2 separate regions of the Homo sapiens genome follow, and region 2 is linked to region 1. A link is an interaction called in ENCODE POLR2A ChIA-PET data of the cell type or tissue named here. Cell type or tissue: GM12878. All regions are shown on one strand. Links, peaks and the distances in the headings refer to the core of each region. The heading gives the core; the rest is flanking DNA. Region 1 overlaps NFYC (nuclear transcription factor Y subunit gamma). Region 2 overlaps NFYC (nuclear transcription factor Y subunit gamma).

Region 1 (4,394 bases), core at 127-4,126:
AAGTCACAAACAGTACTAAAGGTTTGAGATTTGAAAGAATAATTGACCCTTTTGGCAGCTTGTGTCTTTACCGTCTCAAAAGAGTACATTTCATAGGACTACAACCATTGTGTGTGAGAGACAGAATCTGCCAAGTCATACACATTGGGCAGAAATTTCTTAAATCTGAGATTGCTATTTTTAGAAAGTTAGAGTTCTTGCTTTCTTAAATTCTATTAATTAGGGGTAGACTTAGTTAAGAGTCTGTGTCTTAACAGTGCCCAGTGAGTTAGCAGTGTTTGCTCTCCTTTGGGAAGCCATACTGTGGTCCAGAGCAGCCATCTGGCCAGTGTGGGCAGGAATTGCTCTGCAGCTTGAATGGGGTGAGAGCCAGCGTGCACTAGGGCCCGCCTTGGAGATGCACCCCTGTGCTTTATTTTTCTCTCAGTGTCTTACATGCCTAAGAAAGAGCACATGACCCTGAACTAAATAAATTCATACTGACCCTTTCCATTTAATGTTCCCCTCCAAATTCACCTGCCCCAGACTTGACTTTGGCTATTTCTGAAGTAAACGGTCATGGTTGCTTTTGATTTTTTCTGTAGTGTATGTGCCTTATCACTAAAGGGGCTGTGAAAAGTTGCAGCATTTGGGGCACAGAGATTTATGTTTGGGACCCATGCAAATATTTGTACTGTGAGCCTAAAAATATTTTTGGTTTTTCTTTCGTTTTGGAGAGTAACTTCAGCAATGCTGTAAACCCAGAGGACTCTGTAGGTTATTACTAGTACTGAGATGACCTTAGGCATTCATGGAGAGGGTTTGCTCCCAGCACATTGCTCGTTATTAACCTCTCGGTAATCCTGTGGGCTCTGAGCCTGAACTCACGCAGCATTCTCATAACTCTTCCTTTCAGACCACACCTGTGACAATGCAGGTTGGAGAAGGTCAGCAGGTGCAGATTGTCCAGGCTCAGCCACAGGGTCAAGCCCAACAGGCCCAGAGTGGCACTGGACAGACCATGCAGGTGATGCAGCAGATCATCACTAACACAGGAGAGATCCAGCAGATCCCGGTGAGTCCTGCCCTGAGGTCTGTCTTTACAACTTTATAGAAGGAAATACTTAAAGATATATATACCTTGATATATATATGTATATCTCTATATATACCTTGATATGTATATCTATAGCTATATATATACCTTGATATATATATCTATAGCTATATATATACCTTGATATATATATGTATGTCTCTATATATACCTTGATATGTATATCTATAGCTATATATATACCTTGATATATATATCTGTAGCTATATATATACCTTGATATATATATAGAGATATATATCACACGCATGCATAATCCTTTTTTTCTTTTTAGGAGACAGGTCTTGCTGTGTCACTCAGACTGATGAAGTGCAGTGGCTTGATCTCAGCTCACTGCAGCTTCCGCCTCCCAGGTTCAAGCGATTCTCCTGCCTCAGCCTCCCGAGTAGCTGGGATTATAGGCACGTGCCACTATGCCCGGCTGATTTTTGTATTTTTAGTAGAGATGGGGTTTCACAGTGTTGGCCAGGCTGGTCTCTAACTCCTAACCTCAGGTGATCCGCCCGCCTCGGCCTCCCAAAGTGCTGGGATTACAGGCATGAGCCATCACGCCCAGCCCTCAGTACTTATTTATATATATGCGTGTGTGTGTTTGTTTTGTTTTTAACCTATATGCCCAGTGTTCCTGACCACAACTTGCTTCACTGTGTTTGTTCCCTGCTTTCCTTTAATCTAGGTTCAGGTTCACCACGATTGGGCGGCTTCTCTCGATTTCCCCTCATTCTACCTATGCAGGGAAATCATTGTAACCACTACCCATGCCAAGGCCCAAAGGCCCTGTGAGGCAGTCCTGTATTTGATTAGCAGAGGATAAGAGGGAGGCGTATAGGGAAGGCCATAAATACACTTGTTGCATATTCATGAGTCAGTTCCCAGTGGAGCCTGCAGCAAAGTGTATTTTTGGCTTTCATATAACTTATCTATTCCTTTACTGTGGACTGCTGCTTCCTGTGTGCCTTGAGGGATTTCATTTCTTAGATTTGTTGGCTTTTTTATTTGTACTCCTTTTGTAAAATGTGTCCTTGTCTTAACACTTGCAGTCTTTACATTGGTCATTTTGACCCCCCAAAACTGGAAAGTGAGTGAAACAGAGCAGTCCTTCTATTCCCTGCCCTTTGCCATTTTTGTCATAAATGAAACGTAGGCAGGTATAGAAACTCACGTAGACTTGGTTAACCACTTCCTCTGTGAAAATAACTCTAAAAGTATCCTGAGATCAGTTTAGGAATTGTTCTTCATCTGAAGTTAACATAGTAATAGGCCAAGAGAAAGCTTAGGAAAGTGGAGTGTGTATGTCTCTTTCTCTACCTCTCTCACGTGTGCTTACGATACCCAGGATTGCAGATGACTGAGCTCTGCCTTGCTTCATTGTTTCAGTCCTCAACCCCAAGATTTCTGTTGAATGGTTCTCATTTTTGCAAGCGAAGGCACCACCACAGGTTCATTTAAGACAGAGAAGAGTTCCACCTTGCAGATACTTTAACTCTCTGGGGCACAGAGCTTTAGCCCAGAAGATTTGTTGCAGAATTCACTACTTCATCTTCACTGGCTCAGGCACCTTCTGTAGGAGTCTTCATTTCCAGACTCTTTAGGCAGCTCATTGGAATGTTCCTAATAGTGATGAGCTTCAGGAAGGAAACTTTATTTCCCTTTCAAAAACCCAGAGCTTATTTTCTCTGTAATTAATGTAAAAAAGCTATGAGGGTCCCCAGACCTGTCCTGCTGTAGAGGAATGAGGGACGGATCATCACCAAATGTCTTAACCTAGGCCAAAAAGGAAAGCTTCTTGCTTTGTTGAAGAGCTGCTTGGAACCATTTGGCTCACAGCTTTTCAGTCACATTTGGGTTTCTGCAAAGAGCTCTTCCCAGCTAGAAAATTTTAACATCCCTGTAGCTGTCAGTATACCTTCTCCCACTCCTGGGACAAGGCTTTAGTTTTTCATCTTGTGATCCCTGGCTGGAGTTCTGGGGACTCCTGGAACTAGCCACCATCAGTCTCTGTAGATGAGGTTTTCCAAACTTCTGCCCAGCTGCCTTCCTCCCCACAAGCAACTTAACATTGTTGCCAGGAAGCTGCATTATAGGATTTAGGTGGGGAATTCAGGCTTGGCACCACAGCCTCCCAGCAGCTTCTCTTGGCATATTCTCAGGAAAGAAATGACTGCAGGTCCTAATACTCTTGCCCTGTCTCCTTTGAACCAGATTTTTAATGGGTTTAGATTGGGTGTCCCTCCATCTTGCCTCAAGTGGGCAATTCTGGAATGGTCTACCGTGAACTTGAGAGGTCGTTTTTTCTCGGTAGTTCAAATTCTGTGAGGCTGGAAGTCTCAGAGAAGCATTTTGATTGAACACTGCGTGCAGGAATGCAGCTTCATCCCATTAGCATTTTCCTCATGGAAGAGTCCTGCAGTGAAGTTAGCTCTTGAAGGCCAGAGGGAAATTTGCTCCAGAGCAGAGGCAATACTTGCCTGTTAGCCACAAGAAGCTTCCCCTTGCAACAAAGGCAGGCTGGGCAGCCAGGGCAGGTGGTTTCTGGACCCCGCAGATAGAGACCTAGTCTATCCATGCTCCCAGAACCCCTTTCATTTCCTCTAAATTGAGGGTGTGAATGTCTGCAGTCCTCCTCTGCTGACCATCATCTTTGCTGAGCTACAGTTCTCTGATGTGGTAACCGCCTTGGTCCTCTTTTCATCCCCAGCTCAAAACACTAATACTTTCATGGTACACTGGAGCATTAAGAGCCTGAGTTAAGGCTTTTAGCACACAATTAAATGCAGCATGTGGTATTATTGTATTATCTGAGATTTAATCGTAAGCATGAGAGACTCTAAGGGCGCTTTCGTAGCTTTGGTTTCCCATGATGGGGTTTTCTATGAAAGGTTTATTGATTCTGCTTCCCCTTGGGAGGTGTTTGGCCAGAAGCTAGTGCTGAACACCAAAGATCCTAAAAGCCCCACAGACCCCCATCCAGCCTGGCTCTTGGGGACAGAGATGGTTAAGCAGTCCAGCTTTTGCCTCCAAAATGTGCAGCATGGGGCAGGGCAGTGTGAGGGCTATGATGCGGAATGATGGCTGTTTGCTTTGGGATCCTGGCAGATGCTGGATCTCTTTACAGATGGGAGCGAAAGAGGCCCACACTTAATGTACAGGCATTCTGATGATGTCAGTCAGATAAATTCCTAAGATAAGCTGTGATCATGTAGCTAAGAGCTGGCAAATAATGAGCATGCAGCCATGCTGTTCTCACCTTTGTGACAGGATCTTCTGGGAGTTTTTTCTGAAGTCCATTCAGGGAATA
Region 2 (4,394 bases), core at 111-4,110, 52 kb before region 1:
AGAAATATCTTCACTTATATTGACAGTGATGAGCAAATATTTTTCCACAGATTTCACACATTTTGTCAGGTGTTGATTTAGTTCTTTAAAATGATGTGAGCAAAGTGCTTTCCATTTTTCCGTATTAAATATTTAAAATCCTGCAGTTTGTGAATAGGAAAGTTAAGAGTATAGGCACCCTATCTTTTGCCCTTGATATGTATATATTTTTCTCTTTATGGATATAAAGCTAATGTAGGTTGCTAATCAGTAACCAGCCAGTTCTCATGAACAGTGAAATCTTCAATCCCACATACTAAGATCTATAATACACCTGATTTTAAAATGCAATTCTTTGTTTTCTTTTTATTTGCAAATATGGAATGAAGGTCATTGGAACATTTCTGCAGCAGACTCAGTGTGGAGCCGTCAGCCAGCAGCACTTAGTCTCTGGGTACGGAAAAGGAGCAGGCCCTATTAGAGGAGAAGTTTCGAGGGTGTCGATTTGCCTTCCCTAGCTTCCCCTCTAATAAAGGATTTACCTTAGAGGACTGATAGGATTTAGATTCGGGGCTCTTGGAGTTGTAATGATATAGCAAGTCAAAGTTCCTGGATGCAGGCCTCTGTCGTTGCTTGCAAAAGTGACCTTGAAAAACTGCTGGGGAGTTGAAAGATTGAAGGACAAAGTTTGTTTATACAGATTTGGACTGAAAAGCTCTATTTAAGATGAAAAGAGACTGTACTTCTGATATTCAAGTCGAGTGGTTAGTAGGAATATGTTATAGATTCAGATTAGGAATTTTCAGGGAATAAGACAATAGGGCTGCATTCATTCTCTCTCCCACTCTTTTTACTTCCCTCCCCCCAGCAAAAAATTCTAAATTCTTTTGGTATGATAGCTGAGTGAACTGCCTAACAGATTCAGAATTCCTTGCATGCTACCTTGTCTTCTTTGTAATCTAGAGGGTTCTTAGTGAAGGGGATAGATAGTATTTTAGGAGTTCAGAGTAGTTGTATTTGTGAAAGTTTTGGGGAATTAGAATGCTTATAATAAGAAAATGTTCATTCTGGGAATTTAAGTCCTAAGATGAAGAAGTATGTGTTAAGGATTACATTTTAAGAGGTAGTTATTTTGATTTAAATTTATTTGTTTGTCATTGATTATTTATATGTTATCAGTTGTTCCAGATTATATATATGATTTTAAAAACAGTTGTAGGTGCTGACTTGACCCTGTTGGCCCTAGGAGAAGGCCTGCAGCAGGGGAGGCAAAAGTGAAGGTGTGGTACAGTATGAAGTAAACTATAAACTTGAGAACTTTGTGGATTTGGCTTCTTGGAAAGATGCCCAGTCACTGCCTCTAGCCGAGGTTCTTCACCATTCTCTTTGAGAATGACCCACTACCTGGAAAAATGCACATGGGCATGCCTGTACAAAACCTTTGATGACTAAGTTATTTTTTAGTGTATGTCAAATGGTATTTAACACTTCAGCCAGATAAATGTTTACTAGACAAATGAAGAAAACTTTGCTTCCAGAAAGAGCAAAGACCTTCTAGAGAGCTAACTCTAATTTAGGCCATGGGTGGCTGTGTGTGTAAGTGGGGGAGGCTTAGATGGGGTCTAGAGATATGGACATTTATTTACTCTGATCACAGTATTTGAGGCAGCATGGTACAGACCATTTAAAGTCAAGAGATCTGTGTTCAAGCCCCACTCACCTTTATCACCAGCTTTGTAGGTTTGGGCAAGTCAGCTATTTAGTGTTAGCTTCCTCACATGTAAAAATGGAACCTAAAAATAGTGTCTGATTTAGTGGCGAGTCTTGAATGAGATCATGTGTGTCAAAGTACTTTGCAAATTGTGAAGAGCTACATAATATTAGTTGTTACTAATCCAGACTATTTGGGGGATGAAACGTTTATGAAGATAGGTGTGGCATCAAAGAAAAAAATGCCAGTATTTTAATATTTGTAAAAAGGAGTTAGTTTAAACCTGACACATTTCTTTTTAAACTGCCTTCACCTGCATATTCCTATTTATGCTGACATGACCCTATTTATTTAATGCATATGTTGAGACCACCAGTCCTTTACTCATCAAGATCCTTGTGAAAGAATTTTAACCCCTTTGTCAAAATTTAAGGACCTCTCAGAATAGGATGAAATGGGTATGCTGATTTTTAAAAAACTCTTGTTAGATTTAGGAACCTCTCAGAATAAAATCTGGAAGCCTGTTCCATTTGCATTATGAGATTTGCATTACAATGCAGGTAAGTTGTAATGGTTGCAGATGTTTACCAAGCAGAGGTTACATATTTAGTTTGTATACCAAATATTTATAAAGTAAACTGGAACCATTTTTTTTTTTGTTTGCTTTGTGATTATCCTGTCAATTTTCAAGCATGGGAGGTAATTATAGCCTGCTGTATAGTAAGCAAGTAAATGTTGGGATTAATGCCTTTTTTTTTTTTTTTTTTTTTTTTGCAGACGAGGTCTCGCTCTGTTGCCAAGGCTGGTGTGCCAGGCTGGAGTGCCGTGGCATGATCATGACTCACTGCAGCCTCCACCTCCTGGGCTCAAGCAATCCTCCTACTTCAGCCTCCTGAGTAGCTGGGACTACAGGCATGTGCCACCGTGCCCAACTAATTTTTTTTTATTTATTTATTTTTATTTTTATTTTTAAATACAGACGGGGTCTTGATTTGTTGCCCAGGCTGATCTCAAACTCCTGGACTCAAGTGATCCTCCTGCCTTGGCCTCCCAAAGTGCTGGGATTACAAGCACTGGGATTACAGGCATGAGCCATTGTGCCCAATTGTGGGATGAACACTTTAAAAAAAAATAATTGATCTCTCATCAGAAATCTAACATAAATTTCACACAGTTGATACCTACTATGAGATACCTTTCTAACATAATTGGTGGAAACTCATGGGGGTTTCTTTTAATCTAGTCTGCATGCCCAGTGTCATCTATTTTTAGGACTTCCTTTTTTCCCCCCCAGGGGTGGGGTTGATATTTTGTGATGTTTGATTTCCTGTCCTATTAAGTCACTTCCTCTCAGGCATGGTCAGTCAGCATTGGTGTCTGCTTCCTATCTGTGCATTGGAAGAATCATATTCAGACAGAATGAGGTTTGGCAAAATTGATACTGACTTTACCAAATAAAATTCCAGTTCCAGGGATGTGTAGGTTTAAAAACAGCAATCGTGGTCACTTTGGGCTTTTGTTTTTAAAACAAGATGAGGTCTCCCTTTTAAAGAGGCTAAATACTTTTGTAGGAGCTTCAGTAACCCAAAAAATGTATTAAAAGTTGAACATGGCTGTCTTCATGAATGGAATGATTTTTGCCTATCCTTATTACTGATAATATATGCATACAGAGTTTGAATACATCTAAATTAGGCTGATGGGAATCACTTAGGGATCTAGTCTAGTTCCCTTCTTGTAAAGTGGGGAAATTGAGGCCCAGTAAGTTCAGGTGCCCTAATCCAAGTCTTTCAGCTTTTTAGGAACAGGCTTGTACAAGTTTGGAGATTTGACTCCCACTCAATTTGTTGCATGTTTCTTTTATTCCTCTAGGTTGTTTTCACTTTTTATTTTTCATGTTTCTTTTCTTTTTGGGACTTCTGTATAGGCTTGCTGTTTGGGTATAGAAGGAACAGAGAAAATGTGCCATGGAAGAGGTTCAGAAGTCTTTACCTGAAGTGTGTTGGTTAGAAAGTCTGCTGCAGCAGATTTAGTGTCCCTTTGGGATCTGAAGATACCTTGCCTCAGCCAGTTAGTTGCTTATTCAGAAAGCTGAGAACCAGCTAGGAAGCTAATGGTGTTCACCTGTGAGGTATTCCAGAAAGCCAGGTTACTTTTATGCATTATGAGGAATTTAGGGTATACAAACACATCACCTGCAAGCCAGTTAGTGTTTTTTGTTGTTGTTTTTTTGTTATTATATTTCAAGAACAAGCTAATTCCCAAAAAAGTTTGGACCTGGCTCTTAAAGTGAGTCCACAAGCTAACCTGTATTTAATAAACAAAGATTCCAGGGTCATTTTAAGCATTTGACAAGACTAAAATAGGAATCATTGTTTATAGACACCCAAAATAATATCTTAACTGTGCTGACTTTACTGTTTCCCATCAGCAAAGTGGTATTATGTGTGTATGTGCTTGTGTATGTTTGAGTAGTATTTGTTCTTTATATTCTTTGATAGACCATGATATACTTTAACATTTTTAATTTTTCTGAAGGTGATGACCTTCATATATTTAGACAAAAGTTATAGTCCATTGAAAGAATGAGGGCTTGAACGATGTAAGTTATGTAATATTTAAGTCCTAAAGTGTACTGACTGAAGATTATAATAGACATAGCTGGATAGAATATATTTCATGTCTACATTTCCCAGAAGTTTAG

What was found. Peaks named below come from ENCODE experiments on the same cell type or tissue, not always from the same donor. Only the 100,000 strongest peaks of a DNase experiment are listed, where the experiment ranks them.
Region 2: POLR2A ChIA-PET joins it to region 1 with 5 read pairs; 7 of 35 experiments call an interaction of 5 or more read pairs at or near these places.

The regions. Positions count from the first base shown.
Region 1 is chr1:40,761,993-40,766,386 of GRCh38, forward strand. It overlaps NFYC (nuclear transcription factor Y subunit gamma), which reads left to right. Exons shown (of 10, transcript NM_014223.5): 7 at 896-1,054. Among named protein-coding and RNA genes, the nearest start is that of MIR30C1, 6.9 kb to the left of the region's middle. RefSeq lists enhancers at 2,272-2,321, 2,422-2,521. In GM12878, for the core only: no CTCF peak of the experiment used is centred there; DNase peaks (open chromatin) are centred at 709 and 2,349; H3K4me3 peaks cover 1,709 bases; H3K27ac peaks cover 2,986 bases.
Region 2 is chr1:40,710,220-40,714,613 of GRCh38, forward strand. All of the region lies in intron 1 of NFYC (nuclear transcription factor Y subunit gamma), which reads left to right. Among named protein-coding and RNA genes, the nearest start is that of NFYC-AS1, 20 kb to the left of the region's middle. RefSeq lists an enhancer at 4,204-4,394. In GM12878, for the core only: no CTCF peak of the experiment used is centred there; a DNase peak (open chromatin) is centred at 1,690; H3K4me3 peaks cover 2,282 bases; H3K27ac peaks cover 3,868 bases.